Linked DNA regions of Mus musculus: all the other regions are linked to region 2. Evidence: chromatin contacts called from ENCODE Hi-C or POLR2A ChIA-PET data. All regions are on one chromosome and are shown on one strand. The core of a region is the stretch at or near the end of the contact, and the rest is flanking DNA. Distances in the headings are between cores, read along the strand shown. Region 1 holds the start of Chid1 (chitinase domain containing 1). Region 2 holds the start of Tollip (toll interacting protein). Region 3 holds the start of Tspan4 (tetraspanin 4).

Region 1 (2,968 bases), core at 314-2,813, 360 kb after region 2:
CCAGAGATCTGGGGCACCCTTTGTCAGGCTGTGCAGGTGAGGGCAGGGCAGACTTTGTGGGTACAGCTCAACAGGCTCCTGAGCATCTGTCTAATGGAACCCTGAAAGGGGCTGGTCTTGAGTTCTGTTTTTCTCTCCTTTCTGTTCTTAAGAGTCTGCAACACAGACTGGGAGTGGAATCCTTAGTGGACTTTGCCAAGTCTTTAGCTCAAAGACCTCTTACATCAGTCAGATCCAAATGCCTTCGCTGGTTTAAAAGAATGATGGTCTCTTTAGTATTGCTTGGACTGAACAATTCTCAGGACATCCACCTCTCCAGAGTTCTGCCCACTTGGAATCACTGTTCTGGGCATTTGTTCCTAGTAGGGTGCTGAGCTGGATGCCAGGAAAGCAGATGGTGATGCACAGCATGCCTTAGCATACACACCCAGCCCCGCCCCTGTAGAAAGGCTTGGGGGACAGCTGGCAGAAAATATGGGGAAGAGAAAGGAGGAAACGTGATTCGGAAGGAAGAACACGAAGCTCAGCTCAGTGAGAAACCTCTGCAGCAGCAGGAATGGGGAAACAGCCGCACTGCAAATCCTGGAACAGACCATAGTGGAGTGGGCCAGAGGGTTTAACTGGGTGTGGACAGGCCAAATGTGGTTTCTGCAGGAAACTGCTGGGAACAGCAAGGGATGGGGGTGGGGACTAGTCAGCTTGATGAAAAATAAAAATGCTGGTCACGTGTGCTTTCAACCCACTCGAAGAAGTGTCTGGGCTCCTCTTGCTAAAGCTGAGATGGGGGTGGGGAGCGTGGTGTCTGCCTCTGTGGGTTCTAGCTCCTACAATTTGCAAGACCAAAAACGAGGACCAAGACAGCTCTGGGATTTAGGCAGATAGAATGTTCGCTGTGCTAGGCCATCTGGAGAAGGATGTTATATTGCCTGGAGCAGTGTCTCTACTGGAGACAGTGTAGTGGGCACTGCAAACCTATAGATAGTGACAGAAATGTGGCAACTGGGATAATGTGGAGGTTCAAAGACTTGGCGCACAGTCTGTCCTGACACATCTGGGAGACTACGGAACTGACTATGCGCATAGTGACCCACGTCCCCCATACTTGACAGGGATGGGTTCCCAAGACCCTAAAGGCCTTGGTGGTCACATAAGTGGACGTAATGTAGACTTCAGCACAGTGCTGAGGCAGCCAGCCATCAATCCCGGAGAGGGGATGTTCAACATCACCACCAACTTCTCTGGGAGGATTTCGGGATCTGACCCCACTATTCTGCTGTACGACAGGCCCTTGATCAATAGAGGGACTGGCTGCAGGAGCGGAAACAGCACCTACGGCTACGAAGTACACGTTCCGCACACTCAGCTCTGTCTTCATCCAACTGACGGTCCCGATCCACTCTCAGCCCTTCTCCAGCTCGCCGGTCGCTACGAGGCTCCACCTCTAACTCCGCCCTCCAGCCATCTCGGTCCCGCCCCATCCCAGCGTGCCGTGCGCAAGGCATCTAGGAAGCTGGCGTGGCGCAGCGGGAGCTTGTGGAGGCCAGTGGGCGGGACTTCCGGTTGATTAAATCGTCTTCCGGCCGTGCTTGATGGGTCTGGCCGGTCTCCTGACATGAAGGTGAGCCCGGCTGTGGCGGCAATGGGACTGCTTCATCTTCCGCGTCACAATGCGGGAACGTCGGGCAGCGAGGCTCTCCCCGGACAGAACGGGCAGAGTGTGAGCGGGAAGGAGAGGGCACGGATGAGAGCAATATGGGAGCTATGAATGTGAGGGCGAGGAAGTGAGTGAGGATGAGAGGGTTTGAGGGGGAGAGCGATCGTGTCAGTGTGAGAAGAAACAGATGTGAGGGTGAGTGGGAGCTCGTGCGGAATAAGCAGATGTGAGGGTGAGCTGGTGGAAGAAACAGATGTGAGGGTGAGTAGGTGTCAGAAAGCAGGTGTGTCAGCCTGAGAGTAAGGGCGTATGTGAGAGAGCGAGCGGGTGTGAGGGCCCGAATGGGTGAGGGGAGATGTGAGAACATGGACTTTATTAGGGGTGAGAAAGCGAGTGGGGATGAGTATGAGCAAGGGTGAGAGAGTGTTAGGGTGAGAGCAGGTATGGGAGAGAGTGTGACATTGTTCTTTAGTAGAAGTGTGAGCGCCAAGTGTGTGACTGTGAGGAAGCTTTCGAGCCAACAGTAATCTGAGAATATGAGCGAGCACAGGCCGTTGCATAAAATCAAGAGAGCCCGTAGCGATGGCTTTAATCCTAGCACCCGGGAGGCAAAGGCTGGCAGATGGATCTCTGTGAGTCCGAGGCCACCCTGGTCTATAGAGTGAGTTTCAGGTCAGCCAGGGCCACATAGCAAGACCCTGTCTCCAAAAAAGAGTTTGGGGGTGGGGCAAAAGAAGCCGCAGGAAGCACGTGTGAACAGCACAGTAGTGAATGTGTTAAGTTTATGTATGTGCCAGTGTAGCTGGATATGAAGAAACATGGGTGAGTGGTGTATAAAGGAGTATAAACATGAACCAGGATGTAAGATAACGAAGTCAGAGATTTCAGATATGTGAGTTAGTGTGCATAGCTTGTGGAGCCACAAATGAACGAACGATGACATGAGTGTGCAAACGAGTTAGCAAGGCCAGAGTGGCTGTCGGGCATAGAGAATGAGCTCTATGTGGAGGGCCCAGCCTCAGGTAGGAGGGTATACAGCAAGTTGTATGGGTTCCTTCAAGTTTGCTAGGTACATGAGGCCTTACCCTCAGCGCAGCCTCAAATCTTGAACACTCTGTGATGGAAAATTTCCAAAGAACTTTCCACAGATCTCTAGACTGGAGCCCAGGGAGGCCCAGAGACAGTGTGCTGGTGACAGAACTATAACTTGAGCCATCTTATCACAGTCCTGTTTGCATTGCATTGTATAGTTGGGATGGGATGGTAGCCACGTGCCCCATGGCTTGGTGGGCTGCCCCCTGTGTTGGTTTCCTT
Region 2 (2,953 bases), core at 23-2,522:
CTTGAACTGATTTCAGGAACGTACTGAAGCATTTTATGAGATAAAGTTTTTTCTTGGGAACAATTCCCCCTTGGTGTTGTTGGTGGTGGTGTGTGTCTTTTTTAAACTGCTTAGTACTGAAGGATTTGGGATTCATCAGAGGCCATATGTGTGGTCTTAGTCACAAGGGGATCCTATTGTGCTATCCAGATATAATTTTATACAACAGGTTGTCTGCTGCATGTTTAGACACAAGTCACAGGTTTTGTCTATAACCAAGAAGAAAGGATTGAGCAGGGATGTGGACACCAGGAGAGATCAGGGGTCTCTTTAAAACTCTGTCTGCCACAATGGATAGTCTTTTGTGTCTTAGCTTTATCAGCATAGAGATGACAGTTTGGGCAACAGGAGCTAGAGACCGGTGAGAACTGGATATAGATCAGTGTCCAGGAACAGAGCCCAGATGCAGTCCCATGTTATGCCAAGGTAGAGACTGTCACTAGAGTTGGAAGATGTAATCTTAAAGATGAAAGGAACACAAGAGAACATGGTGTGAGTGAGGAAATGTTCTTGGTACTCCTAGACAGTACCAAGTCTATTGCCGCACAAGTAAAAGGGGACCTACAGACTGGTGACCACCATAGGGTAAACTCCTTATAGGAACTACCCTGGTTCTATCTGGCCAAGTATTCTTCTGAAGAGAGTGCTCTGAAAAGGCAAGAGTGGGTGGCCCGGGTTTCCTAGGGACAGATCTTCATCTCTCCATTCATTTAGCAAATCCAAGGCTGGTGGAAGTTTTCCGTCCCACTCTTGTCTCTCCTTCAGCTTGGTTTCTTCTTTTAAAATTTAAATATAAATGTTCTCCCTCCCACAGAATTTTGAGGTAATTCAAGAGCTTGAGGGTAGCTGGTTCTACTGCCATCTGTTTTTTTTTTCGCTCAGGCAGCCAAACCTCAGTTTTCTCCAAGCGGATCACGCACCTGCAAGCGGTGGTATCACAGCTATCTCCAGTTAGGTGACTAGACGCTGTGGCAACTCGACCGAATTGAGATGTGCGTCCCTGTTCTAGGTGTATGCGACTGGGTGAGCAGGCTTCTGCCCGCAGGAGAGTGTTCAGGTTTAGGCATGCGCAAACAGTCTGACAGCCATTTTAACGGGCTGCTGAGCGCCCGAAGGGAGCCACTGCGCAGGCGTGTACGGGAGACCCATTTCCCCCTGAGGTCGGAACACGCGTGCGCGGATTAGCCGGAAGGGGCGGGGCCAGCTATTGCCAAGCTCTGTGCTTTGGGAACGCCGGGGTGGGGCGGGGCGGGGCGACTGTCAGCTGACTGAAGAGCCGATTGCCTCGCGGGACAACGGTCGGCGACGCAGCTTGTGGTGGGAGCGGAAGAGCTCTCCCGGCGGGTCTCTGTGCAGTTGGCGAGGCAGAGGGCCGCCGCAGCACCATGGCGACCACCGTCAGCACGCAGCGCGGGCCGGTGAGTGCTCTGGGCCAGAGCCTGGCTGGGGCAGTGGAGCCTGGGGTCGGACTCCTCAGTCTTTTACGGGGCCCCTCGCGGGTTGCTCTTCCGTCCCGGGGCTTCGCGGGTCCTACCTTCGGGTACCCACCCGGAGCAGCGACTCTCGTCTATCGGACATCTGGGGTGGAGGAAGGCAGAATTTGATGGTTCCCCAGATGCCCACGGGCCCTGAAGCTCCTGGCCTCCTTCATGGAGAGGGATCCTGACTCCCGTGGTCCTCCTGGGTGGAGGCCCTGAATAGGGTTCCTCTACACAGAAGAAACCTTACCCCATTGGTCCCCAGATGGAGTGGGACCCCGACTTCCCTTAGTTCCTCAGATAGAAAGGGCCCTGAACCCCTTACGTTCTCAGATCTATCACCTGCTTGGTCTCCCAGATGGACACAAGCCCTGACTCTTGGTCTCCCAGATTGAGAGTGGTACTGACTACATTAATTTCCCAAACTGAGAGGTGCCTTGGTTCCCCGTCTCTCAGAGGAGTGGAGTCGGACACCTTTGGTCCCCCAAAGGAGAGAGATAACCTGGTCTCCTTGGTTTCAGAAATGGTGAAAGATCCCACTTTGTAGTCTGTCCTTACTTGTGACAGTTTCCTCTTCTCCCTAACATCTATAGAAAATAGGGTACTACCTCTTGAGCTTAGTTAGTGGCTACCTTTTCAAGCCTCAATTTCTTCATTTATAAACGAGGAGAGGGGAGCAGAGAACTTGGAAGACCCAACAGGGTTGTCTCTTCAGGATTGTCTTGGGTTCTATTATACTACCTGTCTCACCTCCCCTAGTGTGTATGGCCTCCCAGTAGCTCCCTGAGACTGGTGTGGGTGGGATGTTGTTAGCCAACTGTGGCTGTGTGGAGTAGAACATTGTTCTGATCAGCACCTCAGTGCCTTTTCCCCTGAAGTTAATATTGAGTGTGCCTGCAAAGCCTGTGGTTTCCCAGAGTTTTTTCACCCTGACAGCTTGGTGTTGATTGTGTGTGTGTGTGTGCGTGTGTGTGTGTGTGTGTGTGTGTGTGTGTGTGTGTGTAACAGGTAACTCCTTGGGATAGATTACTGATTTCCTGACTTTGAAGAAAGCCTCAGGCTTGTTAGATGCTTTTTAGGAGGGCTTTGAAGCCAGATCTCCTGAGCCACTGTCAAACTTGGATGGAGATTTCCAATGTTGGAGTTACTTTCATGTTCATCAACCCTTCTTCATCCTCACGGTGTCTCAGCAAACTATAGAAGATTGATGGTGGCTGCCAGAGGAGAAAGGGAGACAGAGCTTTGCCCTTTTCATATCCCCTGCCAAGTGGACACATGGCCAAGGAGAGTGGACCCTTTCTTACCGTGTGGTCTGAGAGTGTCCTTATCTCTTGTGGTTCAGGCTGAGTTTGAATTCATCTGATGGTGAACTCCATGTCTGTCATGAGTAAGAAGCTATCTTTCCCTGTTGCTTAGAGAAACTCTGGTGTTGTACA
Region 3 (3,049 bases), core at 345-2,844, 430 kb after region 2:
GCCTGGAGTCCTCTAGCCTGGGCCATTTCTGGGAATCCAGGGAGCTGGAGCAGGAACTAGGGGAGGAGAGGATGCCACCACCCACGATAGCCACTGGAAACTGTGGGCTTGCGCGCGCGCGCGCACACACACACACACACACACACACACACACACACACACACACACACACGGGAATTCCAGGAATGTCAACTTGGCACAGGCTTCTACTCCCCAACTCTCCCTAAGTAAACAAGTCTTCCAGGGGCCGGACCGAACTGAGAGCCCCTCCTCCAAGCCTTTGGCCTCCACCCCATCCCCTAGGGCAGACCCTACAGACCATCTCCTATCCCACTCCCCTGCCACCCTCACCTCTGGCCACCAGCAGTCTTCAGTCCAGATCTTGAGCCTGATCCCAGGCCACAGTGACTCACAGGCCCCCACTGCCCCCTCTGGCCAGGGCAGGATGTTGGGGGGAGGGGACAGGACCGGGAAGTCGCCTAGCTCGTGGCTCTGCACGTGGCTCCATGGGGGATGGCAAAAGCTGCCAGGGAGGCTGTCCAGGGTGACATCGGGGGCACAACCACCAAGCTGGCCAGTGGCTCCGACCAGCCACACTCAAGACCCAGGAGACCCCTCCCGACCTCCCCTCCATCGTTTGTTTCCCAGAGGCACCTGGAAAATGTCTAGGACCCCCCAGAGCCTTCACTGTAACCAGATCTCAAACTTCCCAAGCTCTATCGAACTTCTCCAGCTTCTCACTGCAAGCTGCCTCGTTTTCCTAAGGGTAGCTCCCAACACACAAGAAGGCGGCCAAGGTGATACACTCCCCAGAAACCAGCTCCTTGCCCATTCCCTTAAGTCCTTAAGTCACGTCCAGGTGAGGCAGACCTGTGGCCACTAGCAGTCTCGCACGCAATCTCCGCGTCTGAGCCAAATATCCCGGGAAAAAGAGGTTAGAAGGTCTGTTCATAGGGTGCCTCCTCCATGACGCCTTCCCGGACCACCGCCCTGCTCCTCTCCCCAGGAAAAGACCCTTCTCAGAGGAGAGGACTGTACTGAGCGCGGGAGGCCGCCGTCGGGGCTCGGGACACCGTACCGCCGACGGTTCTGCAGCGGCCGAAGAGAAGGACGCCCCAAACTCCAAGGCCCGGACTCTGCCTGGGCACCTCGGGTAAGGGCTCCAGACCGAGACCCCTTGGAGTCCGGGCCAGGAGGCGGGAAGACCGCCTTGGCCGTGGACAGTCGGCAGCCCGCTCTCCGGCTGCGCCACCACCACTTGTTAACCACCTCTTGGCTCCAGTCGGCTTGCGATCCGGCCAGCGGGACCCCAGCCCGCTAGAACCGCCGTACCTGTGCGCGCCGCCGCACGGCGGAGCAGCTGTCAGTCAAGGCAACACGAGAAACGCGAACCGCCGGCCGCGGACCTTTCGGCCTTGCTCGGACGCCGTAGCGCCGGGATCTACCACCACAGCGGGAGGGGGGGGACCGGGATGCTGCCGCGGGCTCGGAGGCTCTCGGAGCCCCGGGTGGGCACGAGCAAGGAACACCGCCGCTTCAGGGTAATCATGGGAGCCGGGGCAGGGCTGCGGCGGGATTCAGGGAGATGCGGGGCGGGGCTCTGGATCTTACGGGGCGGAGCTAGGGCGTAATGAGCCCCGCGCTATGGGCGCGCCTGGGGCGGGCCTTGAAAAGCTACTGCCGGCAGCCTGCACGCCAGACGCCGCCATGATCATCCCGGTGCGCTGCTTCACCTGCGGGAAGATCGTCGGCAACAAATGGGAAGCCTACCTGGGTCTGCTGCAGGCCGAGTACACGGAGGGGTGAGACGGCGGGCCGCGGGGGATGGGACAGGACGGGAAGGCTGGACTGGGGGCATGAAGTCGAGGGGCAATGGGGAGGGTTCTGCGGCGGACCGGGAGTGAAATTGAGGTGTCCTGGGCCGGGGGTAGATAAGATTTCCTATGGAGAATTGGCAGGGCAGGGGTTGTGGGGTCTAGTGAGAAGACTGGATGTCCTCCAGCCCAGACCTGTGATGTATTCCCAGAAGAGTGAGTCTTTAGTTTGTTTTCGAGGCAGGATTTCGGTGGCTGACCTGAATTCTCTATGTAAAGCAGTCTGGTCTGAAACACTTCGAAATCCTGCCTGTCTCCTGGATGTTGGGATTAAAGGCGTGCAATATCACGCCCAGGCTCTCAGAAGTTTGGAAGGTGGTTTTCTTCAAGTTGCTGGCCTTTGGGAAACTTCTAAGCATCCTTCCCGTGGGTGACACCTCAAGTCTCTTCCCTGTCGACCTACTCTCTATCCTCTATCTGCTTTCCGACCTACCCCTTATGTACTTCGAACCTCGTGGGCCCTTTAAAATGCAGGACAGGCTTTGTGGGCATCGTCTTGTGCTCACTACTATGACTGTCCCCCAAAATAGACCTCTGGCCACCATGTCAACACCAAGGGGTTCTCTTTCTCTGCACAAGCCATAAGTCAGTGGGGCTTAATGAGCAGCTATTAGATCAGCTCTGATGAGTAGCTGCTAGCCTTCTGGGACCCTCTTTCACTTGGGCAGGAACCTCTCAAGCTGTCTAGGTCCCAGAGAAATTAAATCTAGTGTGAGTTCAAAGCCTGTGGGGTAGCAACAACCAGTTCATGGCGTTTAGTCAGAGTCCACCTGTGGGGCCTGGAATTGTACTCCTTGATGAGGGGATATTGGTCTCCTAAGCTTTCCCAAATAACCCTGGAAGCCCATAACCCTGGGTACAAGAGACAAACGCAGAGATACAGGGGGTTAGAGAGATGGCCCAACTGTTTTTTTTGTTGTTGTTTTGTTTTTCAAGACAGGGTTTCTCTGTGTAGCCCTGGCTGTCCTGAAACTCACTTTGTAGCTCAGGCCGGCCTCGAACTCAGAAATTCACCTGCCTCTGCCTCTACCTCCCAAGTGCTTGGGATTAAAGGTGTGCACCACCACACCCAGCTAGATGGCTCAACTGTTAAGAGCACTGGCTGTTTTGTGTGTTTGGTTGTTTGATTGTTTTTTAAGAGGACTCAGGTTCCGTTCCTTGAAGCAACATGGTAT

Evidence for each region. Hi-C counts contacts between places; a loop is a spot of excess contacts on that map. ChIA-PET counts read pairs that join two places held with the same protein, here RNA polymerase II (POLR2A).
Region 1: a loop to region 2 is called in a map of left cerebral cortex, with 2.1 times the contacts of the local background. The contact joins the promoter of Chid1 here to the promoter of Tollip in region 2. A Hi-C loop is called at or near these places in 1 of 37 maps with a recorded cell type or tissue (left cerebral cortex). POLR2A ChIA-PET finds 5 or more read pairs at or near these places in 2 of 5 experiments (Patski and embryonic stem cell).
Region 3: a map of v-Abl transformed pro-B cells shows a loop between it and region 2 (4-fold over the local background). The contact joins the promoter of Tspan4 here to the promoter of Tollip in region 2. A Hi-C loop is called at or near these places in 4 of 37 maps with a recorded cell type or tissue (T-helper 17 cell, mature B cell and v-Abl transformed pro-B cells). POLR2A ChIA-PET finds 5 or more read pairs at or near these places in 2 of 5 experiments (both embryonic stem cell).

Annotation. Positions count from the first base shown.
Region 1 is chr7:141,538,423-141,541,390 of GRCm38, reverse strand. It overlaps Chid1 (chitinase domain containing 1), which reads left to right and starts at 1,563. Exons shown (of 13, transcript NM_001142681.2): 1 at 1,563-1,618.
Region 2 is chr7:141,900,780-141,903,732 of GRCm38, reverse strand. Tollip (toll interacting protein) reads left to right here and starts at 1,272. Exons shown (of 6, transcript NM_023764.4): 1 at 1,272-1,457. The coding sequence starts at 1,425.
Region 3 is chr7:141,473,781-141,476,829 of GRCm38, reverse strand. Tspan4 (tetraspanin 4) reads right to left here and starts at 1,594. Exons shown (of 8, transcript NM_053082.3): 1 at 1,333-1,594. It overlaps Polr2l (polymerase (RNA) II (DNA directed) polypeptide L), which reads left to right and starts at 1,677. Exons shown (of 2, transcript NM_025593.1): 1 at 1,677-1,802. The coding sequence starts at 1,708.